Linked DNA regions of Homo sapiens: all the other regions are linked to region 7. Evidence: chromatin loops called from intact Hi-C (ENCODE). Cell type or tissue: IMR-90. All regions are shown on one strand. Region 1 overlaps LTBP1 (latent transforming growth factor beta binding protein 1). Region 2 overlaps LTBP1 (latent transforming growth factor beta binding protein 1). Region 3 overlaps LTBP1 (latent transforming growth factor beta binding protein 1). Region 4 has its middle 19 kb from the start of MIR4430. Region 5 overlaps TTC27 (tetratricopeptide repeat domain 27). Region 6 overlaps FAM98A (family with sequence similarity 98 member A). Region 7 overlaps LTBP1 (latent transforming growth factor beta binding protein 1).

The links. A loop is a pair of places that touch in the nucleus more often than their neighbours do. Peaks named below come from ENCODE experiments on the same cell type or tissue, not always from the same donor. Only the 100,000 strongest peaks of a DNase experiment are listed, where the experiment ranks them.
Region 1: a loop joins it to region 7, with 5 times the contacts of the local background. A loop is called at or near these places in 17 of 110 quality-filtered maps.
Region 2: a loop joins it to region 7, with 7 times the contacts of the local background. A loop is called at or near these places in 13 of 110 quality-filtered maps.
Region 3: it touches region 7 in a loop (2.5-fold over the local background); 8 of 110 quality-filtered maps call a loop at or near these places.
Region 4: a loop joins it to region 7, with 2.0 times the contacts of the local background. A loop is called at or near these places in 4 of 110 quality-filtered maps.
Region 5: a loop joins it to region 7, with 7 times the contacts of the local background. A loop is called at or near these places in 2 of 110 quality-filtered maps.
Region 6: it touches region 7 in a loop (4-fold over the local background); 3 of 110 quality-filtered maps call a loop at or near these places.

The regions. Positions count from the first base shown.
Region 1 is chr2:33,208,712-33,212,711 of GRCh38, reverse strand. All of the region lies in intron 7 of LTBP1 (latent transforming growth factor beta binding protein 1), which reads right to left. Among named protein-coding and RNA genes, the nearest start is that of MIR4430, 210 kb to the left of the region's middle. In IMR-90, no CTCF peak of the experiment used is centred here; DNase peaks (open chromatin) are centred at 391 and 1,891; H3K27ac peaks cover 3,264 bases.
Region 2 is chr2:33,068,295-33,072,294 of GRCh38, reverse strand. The region is part of intron 3 of LTBP1 (latent transforming growth factor beta binding protein 1); the gene reads right to left. Among named protein-coding and RNA genes, the nearest start is that of LTBP1, 120 kb to the right of the region's middle. RefSeq lists a silencer at 2,219-2,513 and an enhancer at 1,456-2,655. In IMR-90, no CTCF peak of the experiment used is centred here; DNase peaks (open chromatin) are centred at 2,264 and 3,834; H3K27ac peaks cover 1,250 bases.
Region 3 is chr2:33,021,719-33,025,718 of GRCh38, reverse strand. All of the region lies in intron 3 of LTBP1 (latent transforming growth factor beta binding protein 1), which reads right to left. Among named protein-coding and RNA genes, the nearest start is that of LTBP1, 77 kb to the right of the region's middle. In IMR-90, no CTCF peak of the experiment used is centred here; DNase peaks (open chromatin) are centred at 2,288 and 3,658; H3K4me3 peaks cover 229 bases; H3K27ac peaks cover 2,360 bases.
Region 4 is chr2:33,435,815-33,439,814 of GRCh38, reverse strand. It overlaps a transcript of RASGRP3 not described here. Among named protein-coding and RNA genes, the nearest start is that of MIR4430, 19 kb to the right of the region's middle. In IMR-90, no CTCF peak of the experiment used is centred here; a DNase peak (open chromatin) is centred at 2,384; H3K27ac peaks cover 417 bases.
Region 5 is chr2:32,770,870-32,774,869 of GRCh38, reverse strand. All of the region lies in intron 13 of TTC27 (tetratricopeptide repeat domain 27), which reads right to left. Among named protein-coding and RNA genes, the nearest start is that of LINC00486, 53 kb to the left of the region's middle. In IMR-90, a CTCF peak has its summit at 2,059 (motif pointing left); a DNase peak (open chromatin) is centred at 2,029.
Region 6 is chr2:33,581,249-33,585,248 of GRCh38, reverse strand. FAM98A (family with sequence similarity 98 member A) reads left to right here. Exons shown (of 8, transcript NM_015475.5): 8 at 1-1,589. The coding sequence ends at 473. Among named protein-coding and RNA genes, the nearest start is that of RASGRP3-AS1, 14 kb to the right of the region's middle. RefSeq lists an enhancer at 981-1,800. In IMR-90, a CTCF peak has its summit at 1,821 (motif pointing right); no DNase peak of the experiment used is centred here.
Region 7 is chr2:33,132,036-33,136,035 of GRCh38, reverse strand. LTBP1 (latent transforming growth factor beta binding protein 1) reads right to left here. Exons shown (of 34, transcript NM_206943.4): 5 at 1,076-1,243. Among named protein-coding and RNA genes, the nearest start is that of LTBP1, 190 kb to the right of the region's middle. In IMR-90, a CTCF peak has its summit at 1,654; DNase peaks (open chromatin) are centred at 1,635 and 2,435; H3K4me3 peaks cover 2,384 bases; H3K27ac peaks cover 3,000 bases.

The DNA of each region.
Region 1 (4,000 bases), 77 kb before region 7:
CTAAAGGCTACAAATCATAGAAAGAGTGGATTCAACCTCATTAAGCAGAAGATCTTTTCAACAGTTAATGCTCCTTAACAGTGGAAGATGCTGACTTCACTAGGAGCTGACCATGGAAACCCATCTCTCAGGGATGCCCAGGATATGAAGCAGATGACCTTTACGATTTCTGCAAGGTCTAAGGTTCTGTGGTCACTACATACTGATAGGTTACATTATCCCATCTAGGAAATACAAGTTACTACACACCACAGCAAAACTCAAGTGTTTCTGCTGCTCTCACATCTATAATAGGACTGCGTCTAGGCAGACGGCCTCCTAACCACCTCCTTTTGTCTTATCTCCTCCTCCCTCATTTCCACATCTCTAGAGTTGCTCATGCTGCCTGGGCCTCTAACTACAGCACTTATACAAATAAGGCAAAAGGAAGAAAAACAAACAAAGCTACTCCCAGCCTTGATTCAGCAGTGCACTGGTCATGATTCCTGGAACACTGAGTGCATGAAAATAACTTTTCAACCCTTCCTATGTGCACATCTGTATGAACACTGTGATGCAGAAGGTAAGGCTGTTCAAGAATCATTACAATTATTCCACAAATATCCATGTTACTACATTTACAACACAAAATTATTATAAGCAATAGTGAAAAAAACCTTTAATTTTGAAGCTAGTCATCAAAAATTACAGATTGCAGGGTAATGTATGTATCTAAATCTTGGCCTGACTGGGAACACATATCTTCAGACTTTAATCTCATTTTTGAGGTAATACTGTAGCACTTCCCTGATATTCAAAGTTGGGCTGTGATCATAGACACTTTTACATCTGCCTATCAATGTGAGAGGAAAGATAGTTCAAAACTTATCTGGTAACCAAGGATTACAATTTTTGTCAATTAAAAACTCCCCACTGGAGTTGCTTCAGAGGCTGAATGATGATTTGAAGAGATTGTGATAGATGGTGGAATATGGTTTCATAAGGTTTTATAAGATTTAATTTTCACGTATTAAAATCGCTGGTACCTATAGTGCCTACAACGTACCCTCATTCCAAGAGTGTTTGCTGCACTGTGCAGAGTCCTGGGGAAGGAGGATCCAGCAGTGGTGGTAAGAAAAGAGTGCTGGACTGGAGTCATTAGACTTGGATTGAAATCCCAGAAACTTCTTACTAGCAGTGAGAAGTTCAGCAAATCATCCAACCTCTCTGAGCCAGTAATCCCAACCCCAAAGGATTGTGAGATTAAATGATGCTTGTCCAATCCCAGATACTGGGACTCCATCAACCCCTGTGTGGGGATTAGAAAAGGGCAGCTGTAGGATGTGACCTGCATCAGGACATGGAGTTGGATGAGCAGAGCATGGGCTGGACTCCAGGCCCCAATCATCCTCCTCAACTGGTGCCTGGTGTGGGTAAAACCTATAACCAGCATTAAAGTACTAGCCATTTGATAAACTCTCAGGACACATTTATTAAAAGTCTTCAGATATTTAACTATTAAAAGGGCCACTCCATAAAGATAGCCACATGTCAGGAACCTACTACTTAATCTTACTATTTAAAACACTAAAAAATGATAAACTGAAATACTCTTATTAATTGTCTTCATTACATGTATATAACTCATTTTATTATGCTATGAAGGACTATTATATAATAAAGTATAAAATATTTTAAGTTTCAGTAGAGAACATCTTTTAGAGCCAAAGGAGAGAACCCAAAACGTTAAAGTGATACAGGTTTCAAAAAATACTTGTAGAGACTGCACTGAGGGAAAACATGAAATAAAACAGAAGTCTGATTCATTGTAACTCTTGCAAGAGTAAGTAGGACTGTGTTTAGGCAAGAACTGAAACAAGGAAGTGACTCAATGGCTCTACTGGGGAGAGAGATTCCAAAGAGATGGAACAGCTCTAGCTAAGCATAACACCAACCACCAGCTGGGAGAAAAGCCAGTGGCAACGGAGGAGGGTAAAGACAGGGGAAGGCAGGTCAATACGAAGGAACAAAGAGTGGGTGTGCAGAGTCAGAGAAGATGTGGAGCTAAACCATGGAGGGTTTTCCAAATTTGAGATTAGATGTACAGTTGGATATAAAAATCAACCAGGAAACAGGGGAAAAGAAGCATCATAGTTCCTTTTCTCAAAGCAAAAAAGTTTATATTGCTTCCAATTAAATAATTAGCATCTTTGAAACAATGGTAAGTACAGAAAGACTGATGAGGATGAAGAGGAGGAAAAGGAGAAAGAGATAATGTTTTTATAAAGGTAAAGTGTTCTATATCTAGTACTTCCCCTGAAATGTAAAAAAGAATTACCAGGACAAAGTATATCATTCACAGGGAGGAAAAGGAAGAAACTATACTGGAGATAAACATAATCAGGAATAACAAGAGGACAAAAATTTGAAATTAGATGATTGGAGGCCCATTGACTGTACTTTTTCTCAAACAAACAGCAGAAAGGAGTTAAGTTCAGCACGAATAATATCTTATCTCAACAAATGCTGTCCAGCCACAGCAAAAAGACTTCTGAACACAAAGCAAACTCCCAGATATCTACTTGCCTTGCAGCATTAGCACATTATGAACAGGAAACAGACTTTTCTGCACAACCACATTCCCCTTGAACTCAGTGAAAAGCAATGTAAGGATGACCCACAACTGGGTAAATGGCAAGAGGGCAGCTTTTGAAAATAGAAAAACATTCACATCTTCACTTTACCAATTACCACCTCCATGACTATAGGCAAAACTCTCAACGTCTCTCTGCCTATTTTGTCTTCTATAAAATGGCACTAGAGACATCCGTTTTTCATGGAGCTCTTGAGTGGACTGAGACAACACATGTGAGACGGACTGTATGTGAGACAGCCATATGGCCAAGCCCCACTGGGCTTGTATTAGATCTCTTCCCCCAGGCTCCTCCTTTAAAAACCTGGGCTTATTTAACAAAAGAGCAATTAATCTAGTAGTTATTCGATATACAATATCCCAGATTCAGCCTACAGATAAGAGATGTATAAAATAAACACGTAAGTTAGATATAGAAATAAAAGAAAAAGATATTCTTAAGACCTTGCTAAAAATATTCAGGTTTTCTCAAAAGTGCTCTGGCTAGTAAAGAAATACTCAGTGAATTAATGCTGTGGAGGGCATGTCATTGTATAGATTTCATTTTAACTCTGCTTAAGAAGCACAACATGGTATCATGGAATTCCAATAATTCAACTTGTAAATATTGACGTTCAAGCGGCAGATGATTTCACTTTGGGGACATCACGATCGTACTTGTCATGGTGCTATGTTTTGGTGCCAGAGAACCAAGACCATGAAGCAACAGCAATGGAGCTCACTGTGCTCCTTCCCCTCAAGGATCCATGGCCCAATCACAAAACACCACACAGCATGCGACTCTCTAACTAAGTCAGGTCCCAGAGAATATAGCTGTCCTTTCAGGTTTAGATAGCAATGGTTTCTTGTGAATCCTCCATCCCTAGAAGAAATGGCCTAAGAGTCAGGGTGCAATAGTAGAAAGACTGGCCAGGTGCGGTGGCTCACACCTGTAATCCCAGCACTTTGGGAGGCCAAGGCAGGCGGGTCACTTGAGGTCAGGAGTTCGAAACCAGCCTGGCCAACATGGTGAAACCCAGTCTCTACTAAAAACACACACAAAAAAATAGCCAAGCTTGGTGGCGGGCGCCTGTAATCCCAGCTACTTGGGAGGCTGAGGCAGGAGAATTGCTTGAACCTGGGAGGCGGAGCTTGCAGTCAGCCGAGATCGCGCCACTGCACTCCAGCCTGGGAGACAGAGCGAGACTCCATCTCAAAAAAAAAAAAAAAAAAAATAGTAGCAAGACTGGACTAGACACTAAAATCTTCAGTTTTACTCCCCACCTCCCACACAAACTCAACTGCAAACTGATCTACCTCTCTGGATGTTAGTTGCATCAACCCATAAAATTGTAAGGACAGACTACTTGCTAATACTCATTTAAGTGC
Region 2 (4,000 bases), 64 kb after region 7:
TGCCTGGAGGGTGGTGCATCCCGGGAGGACATGGAAGATCTGCGCCCCTTCCCCTAAACCTCTCCCTAAGCACCTCTTCGTCTGTATCCTTTGCAATATCCTTTATAATAAACTGGTAAACCTGTGTTTCCATGAGTTCTGTGAGCCGCTCTAGCAAATTAGTCAAACCCAAACAGCAGATCATGGGAACCCCAACTTGACACTGGTTGGTCAGAAGTTCCAGAGGCTCAGACTTGCAACTGGTATCTGAAACGGGGGCAGTCTCGTGGGACTGAGCCCTGAACCTGTGGGATCCGATGCTGTCTCCAGGTAGACAGTGTCAGAATTCAATTAAAGGACATTCAGTTGGTGTGCACTGCAGAACTGACTGCTTGCTTGCTGGTGGGCAGAAATCCCCACACATCCGGTGTCAGATTTGCTTTGTGAGAGTATAGTGGGGGAAGCACAGTTGGAGTTTTTCCACATTCAAGCTGCTTTGTCAGCTTAGGTCCCACAGTGAAAATGACATAAAGAAGAATCCCCAGACGACCCGTGATGAACATGTCCCACGTGTGATGATATGGCACAAAGCCCAAAACAGCCTGTAACTACTATCTGCATGAGGAAGAAATAAATCTTTGTTATTTCAAGCCCCTCAGATTATGACTTGTTACGACATCATAACCTAGCCTATACTTGAATTCTATCCTCCTTCCATTAGCTTGTGGACCACACCCTTCTGATTCCCTGCTTCCCTTCCCCCTGTTCCTGCTCCAAAATCCATTCTGCAGCCACCTCCTAGATGCTGTGCAAGGCAGCCTCTAAGATGGCACCCAATGATCCCACTGCCTGGTAGTCCAGATTCTTGCAGAATCCTCTCCCCTAGAGTATAAGGCAGATCAAGGGACTCATTTCTAATGAATAAAATATGACAAACATGATGGGACATCACTTCTGAGATTGCGTTTACAAAAAGACTGTAGCTTCTACTTTGTCCACATTCTCATTCACTGTGAGGAAGGCAAGCTAGCTGTCCTATGGAGAGGCCCAGGTAGTGAGGTATGAATGAGGCCTTCCGCCAAAAGCCATGAGGAACCAAGACCTACCCAAAGCCACGTGAGTAAGCTTGGAAGTGGCCTGAACGACTCACTCTTTGTTCCCATTGCTTATCTAGTCAGGGACTGCACATAGTGGCCCTCAACCCTGGCCATAAAGAACTCTGGAAAAATCTTTACTCTGCAAGCTCCACCCAGACTTGCTGAACCCACTATGAGTGGCTGTGGCCAGATCATGTATGATTAAAGAATAAAAAGTCCACAGGTGTTTCTCATACATCTAGCAAGGGTGAGAACCACTGCTTTAGAGAATCACTCAGCCCAGCAATTGGATGATGAGGAAATGCCCAGAGAAATGAACTGACTGGGCCAAGATCTCATAGCCCGTGGCCAACGTGGAGTTTTGACCCTATTCCCCTGACTACTAAACAGGTGTTACTCCCCCACGCCACAGTGCCTTCTCTACTGGGGTCTCCTCTGAGCTCAACACTCTAAGAAAACATACAAGAAAGGCACAGCCCTGCCTTCAAGGAGCTGCCTGCACAGGATCTACAAATTAGAAGGAAAGAAGCCCGTTAGAACATGCCTCTCCCATAAGCTGTAAGCAGCAAAGAATGGAATAGGGGTTCCAGTTCTTGTAAATTAGGTGTGGCCCTTGGGCTTCTGGGAAGTTTCCAATGTGGGCTGGCAAGTCTAGGCATTCTCTTGGCACAAAATCACCGAACAGTAAAGAGGTATCCGCTTAGGTGAGTGACTGGGCAGACATTACTTAAGAAACTTAAAGGACTTCTTTAAGCAAATCCCAGCCACAGTTGAAGTGATGGCCTGTGGCCACCAGCCATGGCTAGCCACCCACCGCCTGACAGCAGCTCAGAGGTTTCGCCATCCCAGACGGGCATGCCGCCCCAGTTATTTTACCCTTCACTTAGGGCCACCGTCACCTTGCCATGGCCCTAAGCAAACTATCCTTGGCAAAGCAACAACGGCTCCAGATGGAGAAATGACACACTATTCCAACAAACTTTTCAAAGGAAAAACAAATAGATATTTCTGAGTTTGTTTTTTTGTGGGCAGCTGGAAAAGAAAATAAATCCACCAAATACCAACACCTCTCCAAAAAGTGTGTTGCCAGGACCATGATGACTGGTGTTAAGAATGAGAGTTTCCGGCAGAGAGAATGTGACACATCGCTGAGTCAAAGGCAGGCCCAGCCCTGGCTGAAAACCTTTGTCAGAACTGGGTTATGCTTTCACTGTAAGAAGTTTAAAAGGAGGGCAATGGTGAAGTCACATCCATGAGTCACTTTCCCACATGCTATGCTCACTTTTCAACAGGATCAACAGACCAAGTACCCACAGGGTCTCCCTCAGACTGTGAGCTGTTGAGAGCTCTTCGGGGAATACCGTCTTCCATTCTAAGTCATAAGCACTGTGCCCACCCACTCCCTATAAATAACCCAGAGAAATTAATATTGCACAAAATGGTGAAGACAGTAAGCATTTGTGGATGAAAATGGGGGAAAGGGAGAATGAAGAGGCAAAAATCAAAACTGCATGATGTTCATTCTTGTTCTCTTCAACTTTGTTTTGTGAGCAGATAACTGGTCTGGATGCAGATGTCTGTACTAGGAACCTGAGTCTATGAGGCTTGAGAATAATCTTGACTGACAACTTCCAGGCTGTGCTGCACACACACCAAGGGTTTCAAGGTCAGCAGGTAACATTGACCTGCCCTCTGTTCACCCCAGAGATGCCTTAGCAAACAGCAAAAACTCTGGGGCAGGCAGCTCAGACTTGCTTGTTGCCCTCCTAGGAGACAACACTACCTTCTAGATCAAAATGGATCATAAGTGGGAATGACAAGAATGGGTGCTTCATCTGCAGAAATTTGGGAACTGAGGGACTAGATATTCCCATGCACAGGAGGAAGAGGTGCAGACTAGAGGGAGAGGGTGTGGGTATGAATGGAGTGGGGCGGGGAGGGAGGCATCAGTGCACAGAGCCAGGGGCATCTTTCTCCCCAGTCCAGGCTCTCGGAAGTCTGGCTTTGAGTGGGGCCATCATCTCAGGGTACCAGGGATACCTAACAAGTACACAGAGAGGAATCAACAGTCATGTATTGTGCTCAACCCTCTCCCAGACAACTTAACACAATTTCAGAACAAGAGTAAACTTTAAGTAAGCTTAACTTCCGGAGCAAAATATCCTGAGCCCCAAACAAAATTTCCTTTACTGCTGTTGGTTTTTGAAACTGACATTTATTGAGGCACAAAAACATTCATTCTCTGATCTAAATGGTTAGAATAGTTAAACATTGATATGAATCAGGGGTTAGCAAACTTTTTCCATAAAGACCCATATAGTATATATTTTAGTTGTGGGCCAAAAGGCAATATTGAGGGTATCATAGAGGGTACTTAATGAGAGAAAACAATTTCACACACATTTTTCATTGACAAAATTCAAAACATAATATTAATAACAAAGTATAATTATTTGTATATAAGCCTCCTAATGTGAAGAATGATATTCTTTTGGTAGAGGGAGGACAATTTGCTTAATTGGGACTCAAAGTTAGTATTCCTTATCATCAAAATCAACTGCAAATATTATCAAAATAATAAAAAGATCAGTGGTTGCCAAGGATTAGGGGAGAAGGAAGAATGAATAGGTGGAGCATAGAGGATTTTTAGAGCAGTGAAAATACTCTGTAGGATGCTGTAATGGCAGATACATGCCATTATTCATTTTTCCAAACCCACAGAATGTACAACATCAAGAGTCAGCAATATAAACTATGGACTCTGGACGATGATGATGAGTCAATGCAGGTTCATCATTTATAACAAATTACCCCTCTGGTGTGGGAGTGGTAATAGATAATGGAAGAAGCTGTGCACATTTGGGGGCAGGGAGTATATGGACTATATATCTATTTCCCTTCATTTTGGCTGTGAATCTAAAAAT
Region 3 (4,000 bases), 110 kb after region 7:
TTTCATCTGTAAATACTTTAACATGATTCTCCTCCTTATGAACATAACTACAATGCCATCATCACAGCTCCCAAAATCAACAATCATTCATTTATATCATCAAATTACCAATGTTAGCATGTTCATGATTGTTCTATAAATCGTCATTGTTATCTTTTTCTTTTATTAGCAGTTTGTTTGAAACAGGATAGAAACATAATCAAAATACTGTGATTGGTTAATGTGTTTCTTAAGCCTTGTTTAAGCTACGAGGCGTCCTTCCATTACTTTTTTCTCTATTTTGTGTCTTTTTGGAATTGTTTTGTTGAAATCTTAGTCAGTAGCTTGGTTTTCAAGCAACCTTTAGAGCTTTATATTACCTTATATTACCGTTAATCTTCATATTTATCAAGTTCTAATTAAATCATATCCTAAATATGGTTATTTTTAAATATGTCCACGAATTCTTTGATATTTCTCCATTTAAGCAGTGCAGCATACTTCTACCCCCTCTGAGTGAGGACTAGACTTAGCAACTCACTACTAATCAGTACAATAAGGTAAGCGTGAGGGTGTGGCATCCTTAAGACCAAGACCATAAAGGCACTGTGGCCTTCTCCTCGCTCTCCCTAATCTAGGATCACTCACTCTGGGAGAAGCTTATGGCCACATTGTGAGGACACTCAGGCTGCTCTACAGAGAGGTCCACATAGAGAGGAAGTGAAGCTTTCTGCCAACAGCCAGTGCCAGGGCTAAGGCCTCCTGCCAACAGCCATGAAAGTGAGCCATCTTGGCAGTGGATTCCCCAGCCCCAGTCGAGCCTTCAGATGACTGCCACCCCTGCTGACTGCTTGGCTGCAGCCCCTGGATTCCTGACACAGACTGTCAGTCAATAAATGCATGTTATTTTAGGTTGCTAAGTTTTGGGGTGATTTGTTACACAGCCAAAGAAAACTAATATGCCAGGCTACCTAGCCTCACATCATTGCCTCCCCTGGATACACCCTTCTCCTCCAGTTGTATGTATCTGAATCCAACCATCTTTTCACAGACACCTTCTCTAAGGAGCCATCCCTGGACTCCACTGCACTAACACTCCAAAATCTGGAAACAACTGCTCTTTCCTTTGATTTCCTAAGGAACTTTATTTGTATTTGGTTCTAAATCAAGTTGCCTAAAACCAATTCAGCCAAAGGTAAAACCAATTCATCTAATCCCCACCTGCCTAAAATATGTGCTTTTAACACTACAATTTTACCAAACTAGCTGTTCCTCAAACATCTCAGGCACACTCCTGCCTCAAAGCCTCTGCCTCACCCCTACATATCTGCAGGGTTCATGCACTTATCGCAGGCCTTTGCTTAAATGCCTCTCAGTAGGGTCTTCCCTGGCAGCCTATTTAAAACTGCCACACCCCTCACTCTTCCCCACCACACACCAACCCAGCATGTCCTATCTGCTAATGCAGTTTTATTTTCTCCACAGCACTTATGAATATCTAATGTGTATTTTAATTATGTCATTTATCAACTGTCTCTCCCTCTCTAAACTGTAAGTTCCAAGAAAGCAGACATTTTATGTAGTTGCCTAGTGTTATCTATCCTTAGCTCCCTGAACTGTGCCCTCATACATAAAATATGCTCCATAAAAACTTGTTGAATAAGTGATCAAGATGATAGCACTTCATGTGACACACAATGAACGTAACACTAAACATTTTGGCATGTTAGACATATTTATGTATATAGTTGAATACTTTAAGGAGGCTTAATCAATCTCCTCCTTTACTGGTTAAACACAAAACCTGAAATATCCTAAAATAGGCAATCTGAAAGATAACTTAAGGATTGTAACATTTCTCAAAAGTAGCCAAAGTGGGCCTATCACATGTGATTCCTTGGCCATTTGATTAAACATGACTCACTGTGATTATGTCATAACCTAAATTAATCAAAGGGCTAATTCTATAGCTTTGTATAGTTTCCTTTGTATAGCTCATTTGTCATTTCAAAATCTCCTTAAGAGCAGGACTGGATCTTGTACATCTTAATCTTCTCTGCAGGGACTAGATAATGGGGCAAACTATATAGTTTATTAATATCAGGATTGATGGCACCCAAGGCCATCTCTTCTCATCTCTTCTCTTTACTTAAAAGTGCACCAGTAGGCACACCCATATATACATGCCTATAACAATGCTACCATAAAAAAGCATCTTCATTCAGCAGATGAAGTCTCCAAAGCAAACTGCCTAATGACTTTATTTTACCAAAGCTGAGTCAGAGCTGAAACCTTAGCCTCCTCTTTGACTCACAACATTCTTGTCTAAAGTACACCGCGGCTACCAAAAGGAAGGAAAAAAAATAGACTGTTCCTTTATCTGACATCCGACATACGGTTCTTACTAACAATCCATATATATACATCATAGAGGGTCAAATTCTAACAGTGGATGGTGATATTGAAGATGAATAATGTTGCTTGTAAATTACTTTACAGTTTATGTAAGTCATAATGCTAGAAAAAACTAATTGCAATTCACAGTAATCTGACTCTTGATCGCCAAAGCATAGTTCAACACAGAATTGTTTTTTGTTTTTAATATCCAAAACAATGTTGGAAGGGAGATGTCTAGCTATGATATAATCAAAGCTTTATACCGTTCCAAGGACACACAGTTATATTCATGTTCTGGCACACACAAAAAAAGCACTACTATCCTTTAGAGAAAAAGTTAGCAAACTACAGTTCATGGGCCAAATCCAGCCCACAGCCTGCTTTCCTATGGCCCAGAAGTTAAGGATAACTTTTATGTTTTTTAATGGTTGAGAAAAAAATTTAAAAAAGAATAATACTTCATGACCTGTGAAATTTATATGAAATTCAAATTTCAATGTCCATAAAGTTTTATTAGAACACAGTCACACTCATTAATTCATACACTGTCTATGGCTGCTTTTGTGCTACCATGGCAGAACTGAGTAGATGCAACAGAAACCGTATGTCCCACAAAGCTAAAAATATTTACTATCTGTCCCTTTACAGAAAATTTTTGCCAACTCCTTCCTTCAGGGCATGGATGCTGAAACGTGACTGCCTCTGTTTAAATTGTAATACTGTCACTTAGTAACTGTGGGACCTTGAACAAACTATTTAACCACTCTGTACCTCAGTCTTCTCATCTGTAAAATGGGTTTAATAATGTTACCTTCCTTACAGGATCCTTGTGAGCTGTAAGTGAACAATACACAATAAGTGTTTAAAAGAGTACCTGGCACATAGTAAGCCCTTACTAAGTATTAGCTATACCTATCTTACCTTTGCTTCTTGTTGAGGGCTGCAGAATGTGTTTTCCAACAGCAAAGTAGCATTTCAAACTAGTCCCTAAATCTAGCTACCACAATAGAACTGAAGTATTATGAGACAAGAAGAAATTAGAGAATAATGAAGAAAAACAGAAAAAAAAAAAAAAAAGAGGATTGAGGAGGGAATAGGAGAAAAGAAAAAGACCACACTCAGAAGAAACAGTAGGTGGTCTATTCGAAGGGGAAGTAAAAATAAGGATAATTTCATCTATAGCAACAGACTGAATAACTTCTGTGGGCTGACTGGATACTAATCACCATATGGAAGCTGTCTCTGCAGAGGGAAGAAGCATTCTAAATTCCAAGCAAGTGACTTACAAATGAACTGCTACGTCAAGCCCATTTTTAAGTTGGGAACTTCCTGTATTTTACCTTCCTAGACAAATGACAAGTGATAGTTGCAGTACATTCTGCATCTTATTATCCATACAGAATAGCTCATTAAGAGGAGACAATTTGTTTAAGGACCCGGTGCAGCTGAGTGGCTGCTTGTAATGCAACTCAGAGAACGGGGTAATCTTTCTTCTCTGAGTTCTCATTTTGTTCAGAATAGCACTTACTTCCTAACACTAAGAAAAAAAAAACCTTGTTCCCATAAATAGAAAACAAGCTCATTCACCAAAAATGGACCCACACGGCAACTGGGAGATAAACAT
Region 4 (4,000 bases), 300 kb before region 7:
TTTAAATTCTTGACTCCTTAGTTCACCATTAAAGTCCCACCACCTTCTGAACCCAGCCTCCTCCAGGCACTTCTTTCCTGCTCCATAGGCTCATTCCCTCTGCTGCTGTCAAGCTGGCTGACTCTCAGTTCCCTTGAAGAGTTGCCAGATTTGGGAAATCAGAATACAGGGCCCCCAGCTAAGTGTGAGTTTCTGATAAACAGCAAATACTATTTTCGTATAAGTAGGTCCCATGCACTAAGTCTCATACACAGTCATGCAGTAGGGCACACTTAGACTAAAAAAGTGTTTGTTGTTTATCTGAAATTCACATTGAACTGGGCATCCTGTATTTCATCTGACAGCCCTATTCCTTGGGCGCAGGAAGGCCATTCCTGTCTCTGCTCATGCTCACAGCTCCATTCTTATCATAGATGTCCTCATCTCCCTCATCCATCAGCTCTCCTCCCGCTTACCAAGACCCAACTCAGCCTCAGGCCTCCATGAAGCCCGTCTGGATCAGGTCTTCCTTAGGTGGCACTCATTATCTACGTCATTAATTTGGCTCCACATACAGGATGCTTTGTGTCCTGTATACTTCCCTTTTTTCAACTTAACATTGAGTTTTTCAAGGATAGAGATTATATTGTAAGTTAGAAAACTTAATAAATAGGTGTTCATGGTGTGGTGCTGCTTGTAGACCTGTAATACAGGATGAGACAGTAGGAGAAAAGTCTCCAAAAGCCAATTGTCTGAATTTAAGGTGCCTGTAAATACACAAGAATCATCGTGCAATACCCCTCTACCCCACCCAGCGTCAGGCCAGATGGCAGGTGGGTGTAGTTTCCAGTCTGAAGAAGAAGACCTTGGCATGCTTCTCCCACATCCCTCTTCAACACATCCCCCAAGTTGTACATTGTATTTGGTGACATCTAAATTTCTTGCTGCTTCATATGGTCTCTTCAGTAACCTGATTTTACTTGTATTTAAATGTGAAGGCCAGGGTTGGCTCTATTATTATGTAAACTGTAAACACATGGTGATTGTAGGAGTTACTCTGGAAATAAGGCAATACATTTCTATGTAATTAATTAAAAAGCTAAAAAATTGATAATTTTTTTCAAAATTAGCTAACTCTAACTTAAAATGTTCTCAGCAACTTGTAGATACATAAAACAATCTGTAGAACTACCGTAGAACTATTAAGCAATTTCTAAGAACTGTATTTTAAATACCTGGCATTTCATGAATACAATTTTTTTTTTTTTTTTTTGGCGATGGAGTCTCACTCCATTGCCCAGGCTGGAGGGCAGTGGCGCGATCCCGGCTCACTGCAACCTCCACCTCCTGGGTTCAAGCGATTCTTCTGCCTCAGCCTCCCAAGTAGCAAGGATTACAGGCATGTGCCACCACGCCCAGCTAATTTTGTATATTTAGTAGAGACGGGGTTTCACCCTGTTAGCTAGGCTGATCTCAAACTCCCAACCTCAGGTGATCCACCCGCCTCGGTCTCCCAAAGTGCTGGGATTACAGGCGTGAGCCACCACGCCTGGCCCCATGAATACATTTATAAATCTATGGTCATCTGGAAACCAATGACCAGCAATGAGCCTTTTACAAGTGAAAAAATATATTCTTGAAATAATACATCTAACTCATAATTTTATCTTTCTTAAACCTTACATACAGTTAAAACATTTTCATTCTCATAATGTAAACATGTGAATGTGTCAAATGTGAACGTTGTTTTGAAACTCTAAGGGAAATGAGTTCAACATGATCAGAAATCAGAATTGCTGTAAGCAACATTGCTGTAATTAGAGCCATGTGGCGTGGCAATTAATTAAGTCACCTTAGAGTCCACTCTGTGGAAGATCTAAAGTGGACTCAGAACTGACTTTGCAGCACTGGAATGTCCTGAAAATAAATGCTGAGGGTTTGTTTGTTTGTTTCTTCAGATCTATCATATTTATTCAGATTAATTTCATTTCCCTCTCTTTTTTTTTTTAACCACTTAAGTTCAGCTAAGAAATCATGATCTTTCTATTCAAACATATTATACTTTCTAACAGTTTCCATGGAATTATAATTTTCTAATCAGTAAAAAATAACCCTTAAATTCTCCCAGGAAAGAAGACGGCCAGTGGGATCCACACTGAGCCTGAGCCGAGTCCTGGCCTCCTGTGCCGGTTCTAGCTGGTTCTGCTTTTCTGGCTTCCAGCTTTGCTATCTTCTTGGGACAGATTCTAAACATCCCAATCTCAAACAGGGATAGGGCAAAAGAAATAACAGCCACACATTTCCTTCTGCTCTTCCTTTTCAATAATCCACCAGAACCGTATTCCTCTGTTAGTCATTGTGGTAACATTAATCAAGTTACTCCAAGACACAAATGTGGTTATTATCAGCAGCGGATGCAAATATGGTGCATCATTTAAACAAATGTGCTTGTTTAATGGCAAAGAATGTTAAAAGAATTTGGAATGTCCCTAGTAGCTTTCCAAGTTTTTGTGGGCAACATCAACTGTTCTTGGATTTAATCCATTTCCTTTCAACCTTACCATTTCCAAACCCAGTGACATTTTTCAAGGTACTCAAAACATAATGAACGAATGTTTGGAAATAATAATTTAAATCTACATAACTACTATGAACACTTTCTATCACTGGAAACTATTCAGTGCTGTTTTTTGTGGTTCTAGAAGATTCTCCATTTTCTGAAAAATGAATGTTCAAGACAAAAAACCTGTATTAAAATTTGTTATCTTTGCTTAATTTTATACAAAATTTAAATTTTATATATAACTTTTATACAATTGTCCATTTCTGCTTGAAGGCCTATTTATTAAAAGTATTCTAAACTATTATTCATCAAATAAATTATAGGTGGATTATTAATCAGCAATTTGAAAAGGGCAGACAAGCAGACAAATATCAAAAATATATTTTTAAAGGTGATCATCAATGAAATTATTTATACTATCTAAACCCCTGATAATAATGAAACTGAAGAAAGTTTGTAAAGTTATTGTCAAGAAACAACTTTTTAAAATATTTATTGTAAAAACCTGAAGATGTCATAACCAAGGTTGATTTCTACATTTCTTCAGAGATATGAGCAAAGCATATTGAAAAGTTACATGAGGATCGGACCTCAAATCATATCCATTGTCTGTGGCTAATATCCATAGTTCATGAAGTGCATTAAGACGCAACAACAGACAGATTTTTAAATGACACTTACCTTTGCAGAACTGCAATAATGTTGATCCCTATAGTGAATTGTCTTTTTCTTTCCACTTCATCACCTCTAGCAAGTTTCTCTTCAACGTGCCTAAACACCTAGAATTCCTGTTCTGTCTTCTAAAATGCTGTCATCACCTCCATTGCCCAAATCTAGTTCAAAAGTGAGGAGAGAAAAAAAATTGAAATTTGCAAGCTGTTTATGCCTAACAACAACATTGAAGCTGCTAAGCTTTGAGCTCAATGAATTAAAGGTTGTTTGGCTAAATGGCAGGCAGACTTCCTCCTATTCTTTCCGAACTTAGTTTTCCTGCCTCCAGTGGAGCTTTTTCCTTTCCTGGGCTATAAATAGGCTGGTGGTAAGAGTACTGAGGAAAGAAGAAGGCAGGAAATGTATTTGATTTCAGAAAGCAGCCTTAGGTATATGAGTGCATGTGTGCTTCTTTCAAATGAATACCAACAAACAAACTAAAAATTTGGCCTCAAATAATTCAGCTTTGGTCTGTGCACCATAGTCAACATTTTCTTTAATTTCCTATGGTCTCAGTTTTACTATAAGTTGTCATATCCTATAGACACTTAAATATGGTTGATTCTTCAAGGTGGGAGTGTATGTCTGGAATGAAGGGACAGTTTAATTTGTGACATACATATTTTTTTCCCTTTCAAATATTATACTGTGTATGCCATGCTTTCAAAACATTAATTTTAAAGACAATTTTTAAAACTGTTATTACTTAAGGTCCTTCATATAATTCTATTAGATGTCTATGTATTG
Region 5 (4,000 bases), 360 kb after region 7:
GCTAGGTTTTATCTACTGACAACAAGAAGGGAAATGAGCTTTGCACACAGTGGTGTTCTTTGAAATCATCCAATGGCTTTTCTTTTTTGAGGTCTTCAGAATTTGGGGGACTACAGACAATATTTGGTGCCTCTTTTACTTTTTTCTTTTTAAACTATTACTTAAACTGCTATTACCAATAGTGACTGGCATCTCAGTTCAGAATAGTCATACTCTTAAGAACAGAACATCATAAAAGAAAAACAAAATCAAAAGAAGCTTCAAAAAAAACCTCTCTCGATTCCTCAGAACATAGTTGTATATGTTTGGGTACAAAAATCTCTATCTTCTCGTCCAGTGCTATCACATAAAAGTATCATGCTAGTAGCCTCATTATATTTTCTACATTTCAAAAAGTCAAAGGAAGGTGGTCCATGCCTGTAATCCCTGCACTTTGGGAGGCTGAGGTGGGCAGATCACTTGAGGTCAGGAGTTCAAGACCAGCCTGGCCAAAATGGTAAAACCCTGTCTCTACTAAAGATACAAAAGAAATGAGCAGGCATGCGTCTGTAATCCCAGCTACTCGGGAGACTGAGGTGGGAGAATCACTTGAACCGGGAGGTGGAGGTTGCAGTGAGCCACAATCACGCCACTGCACTCTGGCCTGGGCTAAAAAATGAGACTCTGTCTCAAAAAAAAAAAAAAAAGTAAAAGGAAGGGTGAAATTTATTTTAATAACATTTTATTTAACTCTACATATCCAATATGCGATTCCTTCAATATATTATTACTATACAAAGTTATTGAGACATTTTATATCCACTTTTTCACACCAAGTCTTTGATGTGAATTCAAAGATGTGAATTCAACACAAATTTGTGAAATTTGATGTGAATTCAACACAGCATGGATCAATTTCAACTAGTCACATTTCAAGTGTCCATTGTCACACATGGCTAGTGGCTACCATTATTAACACAGTTACACTATTTCTCTAAAACACTGACATAGGCCCTGGAATACCTTGCATCCTTCCCTTCTTTCTCCAATAAAAAACTAGCTCCTTTGGCTGAGATCCTCCCTTGAGCTTCTTTCATATATTATAGTTACTCCTGTTCCTCTCTTTACAATAACAACCAAAATAATTAGCTCTTAATGAGCATCTGCTATGTGTGCCAAGCACTGACACCATGAGCTTTCCACACATTACTCATGCGTTCCTCACACCCACCCTGCAAGGTGGTCAATCTCACTCTCCTAAGAGAGGCGACAAAGAGTCAGAGTCAGTCACAGACAGAGGAGAGGTTCGACACAGTCAGTGTGACTCCAAAGACCACGTCCTCTCTGCCTCCGACAACACCATTCTGCCTATACACAAGCCATGATTTATGGCAATACCATCCTTGTCACCAATAAAGAGAGAGGGGGAAACAGGGCAGTTAACATGTGCTGGGAAAACCCAAAAGATAATTCTTTAAGAACCAGGAGCATATCTCTTCCCCCACAAACGCTCTCTTGATTGGGCTAGTCAGGTGGACAAAAGAAAACATAGAAAAATGGGTGGCCACAGGATGGGGCAAGAATGGAGGGAGATAATCACCTGATAGAGAGGCCCTGGTTGAGATTTCTGCAGAGCTTATTTCCAGGGCAAATCGTGAAGGCAAGCTGGCTGTATGCAGCCAATAACCTTTCAAAGCTGACTGTCTAGCGTTTCTGTCTCAGGGAGCCAATAGAGAAACACAAAAGCAGGCCAACTGTTTATTTTGAATGTGATAATACCTGTACTTAACCAATGGCTTTAAATTATTTTAAAAATAATTCACAAAGAACTCAAAAGGTTGAGAGCATGGTTTCTTTGAATTTCCCTCACAAAGTCCCCTAGAGTGTGATAGAGGAGAAAGACGACTGGGATTCAAGTGGCTCTGAGTAACTGTTACGACCCTGGCTATGTCACTTAACCTATGAGTCTCAGTTCCCCAAGTGTGAAATAAGCAGGGGTGGACTAGGCTAAAATTCCTGAGTTCTCCAGATGCCCCAGATTCTGAAAACCCAGAGGGGACTGGGTTCGAAGGTACACAATTGCCATCTAGTGGCAAAATAAGGACATTGACAATAGAATGGAATATAGAAGCACTTCAACTTATAGGGTTATGTTCTGATAAATCCATCATAAATTGAAAATATTGTTAAGTCAAAAATACATTAAATTCACTTGATCTGCTGAACCTAATAGCTTCACCTAGCATACCTTAAACATGCTCAGAACACTTACATTAGACTACAGATAGAGAAAATCATGTAGCACAAAGCCGATTTTATTTTTTAAAAAGTGTGGAGTGTCTCATGGAATTTATTGACTACTATACTGAAAGTTATCAACAGAATAGATGTATGGTTACTCTAAGCATAGTTTCTACTGAAAATGTATCATTTTTGCACCATCATAAAGTCAAAAAGTTATTAAGTGGAACTATTGTAAGTCAGGGATCGTCCGGTATTTAGAATTAGCAGGTTTGAAGAACTGGAAGGGAATCAATTCAATTAGAGACCTTAGAAATCAGTTCAAAAGAGATCTAGAGGAAAATGATGCTTACAAAGGAAATAACTGGCTTAAAGCCACACAATGGTTCCTCAACCCAAGTGTGAAATATGTGTGCTGAAGACAGTGACTGTAATACTTATTAAACCTTAATAATTAAAATAAAAATTAAAGTTTGCTACCCTGAGGGCTAGCAAAAACTAAGCACCACTAGACAACTGGCATAGATAACTTTTATAATTAAAAAGTTAATTTTTACAAGGGTATTTAAGACACATCTGCAATGGGTACCACTTATGAACCTACTACTCAAACTCCCTTCCTCTTGAAAGTTTCCACATCATTGATAATCAGTATTCAAACTTTTGGCTAATTTCCCTCATATGATCAACTGTTTTGAATTTTTCTGTCACATATAATAAAGGTTAATGTAGAATAATCTAATCCTAAAGCCATACCACACTCTCCACTCTTTCTGTACCCCTGCCTGATTTCTGTGACCCCAAACACAGATGAGTTGTTGAATGTGGTATCATTAAACAGGAAATGACCGAAGTGAAATCCAAGAGTGACATCAATGGTGTCTGATAGTAGCTTTTCCTAAAGTGATGCTTGATGCTCATTTTTTTCCTCATGTGCACTGCCAACTCCTTCATAGCCAAGTTTCTCATTTACTAAATTCTAAGTTCTCCTTCCATGAGGAAATATAAATCTTAACCTACCAGCTTCCTGATCTCTCCAAAGGAATAATTTCTTCTATTTCAGTGTCTTCCCTTAAACTAAAGGATCAACTAAATTTTATACATACTTTTTCTTTTACTAGAGGTTATTAATTACTGAATGCCCTTCTCTTAATTCTTGTGCTAGATTTGGTTACCACTGGTCTTTATATTTGCTGAGTCTTTTCAAATAATTCACAATGCAAAGTAACACAGGTGTTTATATGTCATCTGCATGTGAGATTCTCCTGTTAGATATATCTCCCTAATTTTAGGCTACAGATAATGGGGCAACAATGGTTTTTCTACAGTGCAACAGGCAGAAAAGAAAAGAACGACTACGTAACATCTATTATTGCGAACTTACTATGGGCCAGGAAATATGTTAGACACCTAACATATACTGGCTCTAATTTTCTCAGCAGCAAATCCAGGTAGAGATTATAAACTCCATTATTTAAAAGCTCAGAAAGATGAAGAGATTTGCCTTTGTTATCTTCCTCGGGATTACCAGAATTCAGAATCAGGTCTATGGTAGCAAAGCTTTCGGCCTCCCCACTATGCATCAGTCACACCTACAGCCCAGATGTTATCACAGTACTCACATTTCTTGGCAGTTATGCAAGTTACACCTTAAGACTTTCATTCTGTACTGCTTACCAATATTAGAAGGGAAAAATAAAAAGGAAAGAATGTCTTTTTTCCGTACATATTATTCACATATGTTCATCCTATCCTCCCTATTGGAATGTGAGTTCCAACA
Region 6 (4,000 bases), 450 kb before region 7:
GACGTGGTGGCTATGACCATGGTGGCCGAGGGGGAGGAAGAGGAAATAAGCATCAAGGAGGCTGGACAGATGGAGGGAGTGGTGGAGGAGGTGGCTACCAAGATGGTGGTTATCGAGATTCAGGTTTCCAGCCAGGTGGCTATCATGGTGGCCACAGCAGTGGTGGCTATCAAGGCGGAGGTTATGGTGGCTTCCAAACATCTTCTTCATATACAGGAAGTGGATACCAGGGTGGTGGCTACCAGCAGGACAATAGATACCAAGATGGCGGGCACCATGGTGATCGTGGTGGTGGTCGTGGTGGGCGAGGTGGTCGTGGAGGCCGAGGTGGTCGTGCAGGCCAGGGAGGAGGCTGGGGAGGAAGAGGGAGCCAGAATTATCACCAAGGGGGTCAATTTGAACAGCATTTCCAGCATGGAGGTTATCAGTATAATCATTCTGGATTTGGACAGGGAAGACATTACACTAGTTGAGGCTACCGAACCTTACATTTTGCTAGAGCTCAAGTAATAGAAACTTAGTTTCAGAATCCTGAATTCAGCACCTATTTTGAATTAATGTGAGACCACAGGTGGCAGGCAGATTCCTGCTTGGCATAAGCATTTGTAGGTCTTCATTCAATTCTGTTAGATTTTTTTATTGGACTTACATAATGCCGTTTATTTGAGAAACACATAACATCTCTCCTTTCTATGAAAAATTTTTTAAAAGGTGGTTAAAATTGCCTTTAATTGCCCAGTAGACTAATTCCACAGTCAGAACATGCAAACTTTTTTGAAGAAATTACTTGAATAAGTAGTTTTCATGTTTTCAATATGCAGTTTTGAAAATGAGGATTCACCTAGACTTTTTTAGATTTACTACTAGGAAACCTTCCTCATATGAATAACCATTTATATGTGTTTTGCTTAAAGTATTCCAATGCCTATTTTCCAAGCACAGTTCTGCCCCCCGGTTGACTTTTATGCCACGTGTGCTTCATGATGGAACTTTTAGGTCAGTTCCTATTAAATGAGCTCTTTTGCAGATAGCACATTCAGTAGCCTTATTTTGTTGATGGAATACTGTATCATATGCTCAACTCTGAAAACCTTGAACACGGCCAAAATCCATAAAGATTATAAAAGCAAACTAAGTTGTGAAGCTATAGTACATGTAGGCATTTAGTTAAGTATAGCAATTCAAACTGACCTGCATCCATCCAAAACAAATTCCTCCTTCAACCTTATTTTTACTTGAAATTTGCTAGAAGAAATAGCAAACCGAAATTTGTTTTATGCATGAGTTAATACCACTGGCTCAGCAAATACAAGTTAGTTTGCTTTAAGCAGGTAACTTTTTTTGTAATGGAAGAAATGCACTACAAAGTTAAGACAGATTTTTGCTAAGTGCAGGAGGCCCTTTATTATTGCTGCAGAAAACAAAAGCCTGGCTGAGTTGATGTTTTACATTCTCCCTTACTGAAATCTACATGACATGATGCTTCTTGCTGGGTTTTTGTACATGTAAACATTGTCAAGCTGTGAAAGAAAATGGCTGGAGGTGTGCTTTGTGTGAAAGGTGAGCAATAAAGTATCTGTTAAGTTCTCTCTTTGGTTTGAGTTTTATTTTAGCTACTGAATTATTCTGGACTCTTGCGTCAAGCTGATGAGCTAAGGCTTTTGTTCCCAAAGATTCTTGAGTATTTCCTTAAAACCTAATTTTAGTGAAAGGTGACTTTTATCCTAAAACCTTAAATAAATGGAAAAATGGCTCTTTCCAGGTTTTCCTTTTATAATAATATAGCTAGAAACCGTCACCACTCATCTCTGGCCACTGGGTGTAGCTGTTGCTACACATACTAGGCAAAAATGTTTTTAGGGTTTTTTTGTTATTTGCTTCTCCATTCTTCCTAAGATTGGGGGACTTTTTTTAAAAAAGGAAGTAACTGAAAATATAAATATGTTTATCAAAAGAGAAATTGTATTTCCTTTCTACTAAATTGGGCTTTTTTAAAGAATCAACTCATGTCATGCCATTTAAAATAATCTACTTGCTACTGAGATAAGCACATTCTTCTAATACTAAAACCATCTTTGAAAACCCACATTGATCCTTTTAACTTTACCTGTTTATTTTTCAGCTAACATTTACAATTATTTTAAAATGTTCAAATTTGAAGACAATTTCAAGTGTTTTATCATTAAAGTAAGTTAAGGTTTTAAGTTGTCTTGAATGTTGTGTTGGTTTCTTTAAACTGTTAAGTAATTATGTTTATATAGGATTTCCTATTAAAATTGTCAAGGTTTCATATTTTAAATGTATCATATCTTAGGATGTATTTATATTTAGTATTTGCTTTGATCTGTTTTGTAGCCTCAGACTCCACAATATAGCTAATGAATACAGGTTTCATTCTTTTGAAAAATATTTTGATTTATCTTTACGGTTAATAGATTGCTTTTTCGAATATAAGGATGTAAGAACACAAATGATACATTTCGCCCTGATAGTTCTGAAATCTGCAGCTCCTGCTTCAAACTAGATTTTCCCCCAACATTATTATTTTTTAAAAAACTTCTATGTTCAGGGGTACATGTGAAGGTTTGTTATACAGGTAAACTTGTGTCACAGCGGTTTGTTGTACAGACTATTTCATCATCCAGGTATTAAGCCCAACACCCGAAGGTTATCTTTTCTGTTCCTCTAGTTCCTCCCACCCTCCACCCTCAAGTAGACCCCTATCTGTTGTTTCCCTCTTTTGTGTTCATGCGTCTTCATCATTTAGCTCCCACTTATAAGTGAGAATATGTGGTATTTGGTTTTCTGTTCCTGTGTCAGTTTGCTAAGGATAATGGCCTCCAGTTCCAGCCTTGTTCCTGCAAAAGACAGGATCTCATTCTTTTTTATGGCTATATGGTATTTTATGGTGTGTACATGTACCACATTTTCTTTATCCAGTTGGTCATTGATGGGCATTTAGGTTGATTCCGTGTCTTTCCTATTGTGAATAGTGCTGCAGTGAATATATGCGTGCATGTGTCTTTATGGTAGAGTGATTTATATTCCTCTGGATGTATACCCAGTAATGGGATTGCTGGGCCGAATGGTAGTTCTGCTTTTAGCTCTTTGAAGAATCGCCATACTGATTTCCACAATGGTTGAACTAATTTGCACTCCCACCAACAGTGTATAAGTGTTCCCTTTTCTCTGGAACCTTACCAGCGTTTGCTGTTCCTCCCCCGCCTCTCCCCATTCTGAAACCATAAAAGAATTGAGTTTTTTCTCTTGAACATAGATCAAGTTCTCTAGAAACAGGATATTTCAAACCACCAGTTAGTTTTATTGTTATATTAAAGTTCTTAGGTTTTGTATAGAGAGTATCTTTTGATCTTATATGCATTCTTAACCTTAACTTGTAAATAATGATTTACTGGAATATAGGGCATATGAGAATTTCTTGGAGAAACAAGCGAAAAATATTAGGAGAGAATTTTTAACATGATATCTTAAACTGTTATCTCTTAAAACGGATACAGTGAGACAGACAGTACCTTTAGTTAATGTTCTGTTTCCTCCTACTACTAGGAACTAGAATAGGATGTCAGTATTCTCTATGAAAACTATTAAAGATATACCACTATCATTTTTATTTCTTGCTGTAGATCCAAACTAATCTAGTGTCCAACTGTGGTAGACATAGAATAGGCAAATTCTTGCTGAGGGAAGGCATTTGAATCATTTCTATATATACTTAATTGATTTCCCAGTGCCCAGATTACCTCCATCCTTAGACTTAAATATTTTTAGGTTGTGCCCATTGTATCTTTCTGGATACTTTGTCTACCTATATTACATCCTTTTGAAAATAGTTTTTAAATATGTTTATATTATTTAATCATACCCCCGCCTCCCACTTTAGGTAATTTGGATAGCATTTGATCCATTTGTTTTTTAACAGAGAGGGTTACCTAAATAAAATTTAGGTATTTATTTGTATTTTACCTAAATAAAAAAATGA
Region 7 (4,000 bases):
GCTGTCCCTTTATTTTGTCTTGATGTAAATCAGTTTGACACAGACACCCCTTCTCCTACCACCCCCCCAGACACACACTTCCAAGACTAAACAGCAATATTCCATAAAAAGACCAGATCTAGCCAGTGTTATTATCTGTCTGACATTTGGGTTATTCTTGTGAGTAACTCAGAAAGTAACGTGGGTGTCTGCGATTATTTGAGTACACATGGCAAACCATAATTGGTCAAAAAATAATAAAAGACATTTTTCTGCGACAAAAATACTGTATTGCATGACAACATGGCAACATGACAGCATTCCGTGGACCACAATCCTTTCTCCATTTGCAAAAAAGTAAAAAACAAAAATTCAAAATGAACCAACAAGGCTTTCTTGCAGACAGCAACTACTACTTCATATTTAAATTAACTTAAAGGAGTACTGAGAGTAATCTACCAGTCTGTCTTCCCCAAATCCACGTAAAAAAGGAGTACTGAGAGTAATCTACCAGTCTGTCTTCCCCAAATCCACGTTATATATCAATTTATATTCAGTCTTGTGAGACGGAGCAGAAACGTGGCAAAAGATGCAACTCTGTATCCTTTTCTACAACCAAGTACAGGTTTTTGACAATCCTCGGAGTTTTGTTTTAGAGCTTGGCTATTTTTGAAGTAAAAACTTCAAATTTCATCACCACCTTCCAAAATTTATTACATGAGTCAAATCTAAGACAAATTCCACTTATCACTGGGCTGATAAAATTTGAAGCTTATCAGCACAAGTCATGCCTTAGGGTCTAAATCTAAAACCTACTCTCTTCTCTTCTACTATATATATTCCCATTACCACATGGCTGTGTAAATGCTAAGCAATAAGGGAAAATATTCTAGTTGCCATTCCCCTAAGAAACCAAGAATCAGGTTAAAAATTATTCCAAAAGCAATTTAAAAGATCCCATGAAAGAAACATACTCGTACTCATAGACAGACACCCATTGAAGCAGACAGCAGTGTGAATGGAGGGGGTGTCTAAATGCTACAATCTCATAAAACTCGACTCAGTAAGGACAGTTAGGGACCGTGGAGGAACTCACCCACTCGGAAGTTCGTGGCCGTCAGGGTGTCGGCAGCATGACCATTCTCACTAATGAGAGTGGTGGTGTTCCCCTTCTCACAGCTGTTCTGACAGCTGCCCTTGGTGCAGGTCACTTTACAGATGCTCGGAGTAAAGACCACCTTGATGCGGCCAGTGTGGTTACTCACTAGGAGCGGAGGCAGGGAGAAAAAGAACAACAAACACATCAGCTTAGTATCCATGAACTTGCCTTGGAAGGTTTAAAAAAACAGAAAAAAAGAAAAGAAAGGAGCAAGAGGGGAAAAGAGAGAGCCCACAACCCGACAGGTTTAAGGAAAGAGGGAAGCCTTCAGTGCTCGCTGCTCTGTATTCAGTGGTGTCTCTGAAACAGGAGTAGGAAGCTTAGCAAACAGAACTCTGGGATGCACTCCAAAACCACATTTGAAGTCGAGTCACTGGAGTGGGATTACTAACCACAATGCTGCACTTTATTCACGGGCAGACAAAGAGCAATACCGAGGGCACGACAGATTAAAGAGCCAACCCTGACAGGCAGATGTAATGCAAAGGGGTTGGCCGTGCACCTAGCGGTGAATAAACTCTTGTGTCCTCAACTTGCATACTTTCCCTGTTTCTCCACTTATTAAGTCACTATTTGCAGCCCGACCCCTGGAAATGTTTTAGGCATGCGGCATGTCTGAAAACATCTGTCTCAAATCTCCTGGCACTCTCGGCTGAAGTGATCAAATGCTGTGACGCAGCTGCGGGAGCCCATTTCTTTTTCACAACTCCAGGGCACTATTTCTCCATAAGAATTTAGGCAACATATATTTTGTTTTCCTGTGAACGGGGCCCATCTTTAAAGGGGTAAGCCAGGTCACAGGGATAAATGGTTGCCTCCCTAAAAATAACACCCTTGGGCTCTCACTGTCTCTATTCATAGACCACCTGGAGTAGCCACTGGGGATGGAGCTTTCTTTCATTAGCGTGGCCTTCTCTTAAAAACGAAATGCTATCACCTGACCACACAGCCGAGGCTATGTGGTATCACAAAATAAGCCCTAGACTAAAAGTATATCCTGGTTTACAATCCCAGCTCAACCACGGTGTGACTCCGGACATGCCATTTCAGTCCAGTTCAGTTCAGTTTTTCCAAAACTTGAGAGAATTGAAACTGGCATTTTCTACACACTTCTAACTTTCAACGTCTCTATCAGAGGTCAGCAAGCTACAGTTCAGGGACCCAATCCAGCTTGCTGCCTGCTTTTGTAAATAAAGCTTTACTGGAACACAGCCACCCTCATTCATTTCTGTACTGTCTATGGCTGCTTTTGTGCTATGACGGCAGAACTGCACTGTCTCTGTGCAGTTCTGCTTCACCCAGACCTGCCCTTCACTGCTGGATCGCAACCTGAACTCTCTGGCAAATTGCAAGACACACACTGTTTTGATTGCTACATCTGCGATAGGCCCCTAGCCAGGTCCTTCCTCTTTCCAGGAGACTAGGCAGAAAGCAAAGATGGTAGCAGTAGCTGAAGACAGCCAGTCATCTGTCAGGCTTTAAGGCCGTCAAGAAGCAGTGCCCTTCTGACGCCACTCCATGACTGGAGTGGCCAAAGGGGAGAGAGGCTCTGGGCCAGCCTTTTTTATACCATCTTTGCCCACCAGAAAAGCTTGTCTCTCTTTATACTGCTTTGGTTTGGCTAATATTATATTTTCAGAAAATCATCCCAAGATGCCTCTATAAGACCCTCAACAAATTAAAACTGTGGTCATAAGCTGAGCTTGGAAACAAAGAACTTTAACCAAAGAAGCCATTCCAATTTCAGGGTTGGAATGGGGCCCCAGAGGTTTTCTAACGCAACCATCTCTCATCCACTGTTTGCATTCCACGTATCAAGTGGTCGTGTAACCTTTACTTGAAAATCTCTAGTGACGGGCAGCTCATTACCCACAAAAGCACATGATAGTTATGGCAGTTCCCAGCAAGTACTATTTTTTATTGAGCTGAAATCTGGCCTCACAGTAACTTGCACACATTAATCCTAATTTGGTTCCCCATGGCCTCACAATCTAATGCCTCTTCCACATGACAGCCCTTCAAATAAGTTATCTTTGAGATAAATGCCACTTAATCAAAGAAAGCTAAAATTAGGACTTGAACCCATCAGCTGGGTTGGTCATCTCACTTAGAAGAAGAAAAATTATTCCTCTGGAGGAGAAAGCCCTCCATTCTTTTCAAATGGTTTTCCAGGACAGTTTCTCCTTCACCGGTGGTTCTAACCCTGGAGGATCAAGACATGTTGTCTGAAATGGCAAGATGTCCTAGTGGCCAAGCAGACCTTCTGGCACCTTGCAAAATGACATCCAATAGGATGCTACTATCAGTCAATACTTTAAATCGAGGGCTAGCAAACTTTTTCTACAAAGGGCCAAATTGTAACTATATTAGGATTGTAGGCGAAAAGGACTCTATTCCTATTCAACTCTGTGGACCCGCTTAGCTGGAAAGCAGCCTGTCAAAAACAATATGTAAATGAGTGGGCATGGCTGTGTTCCAATCAAACTTTACTTAAACACTTCAGTAACCCCTCCTTTAAATGCTTACAGGACATTTTAAAGTTATCTGGGAGTCTACCTTAGAAATTCAAAAAAAACAACAGAATCCTGATTTCACCAGCAGAGAAAATTCACCTAGTTTGATTTGCTTTTTCACAGTAGCACAAACAAATCAGCTTATAATCTAAGTTGTCGGAAAATGCTTACAAATATCTTGAGGATACTTTGTGTGTTCAAGTGTGTGAAACCCAAGAAAAAAAGAGACAACATTTTCCCACTTCAAAAGAATATAAACTCCTCCTTTTTCTGGCTCCTGGTACAATCATGAAATTAGAATCCGTGTGCCAACTATTTTGTCTTCTCTGGCATTAACTTGTAGCACCAG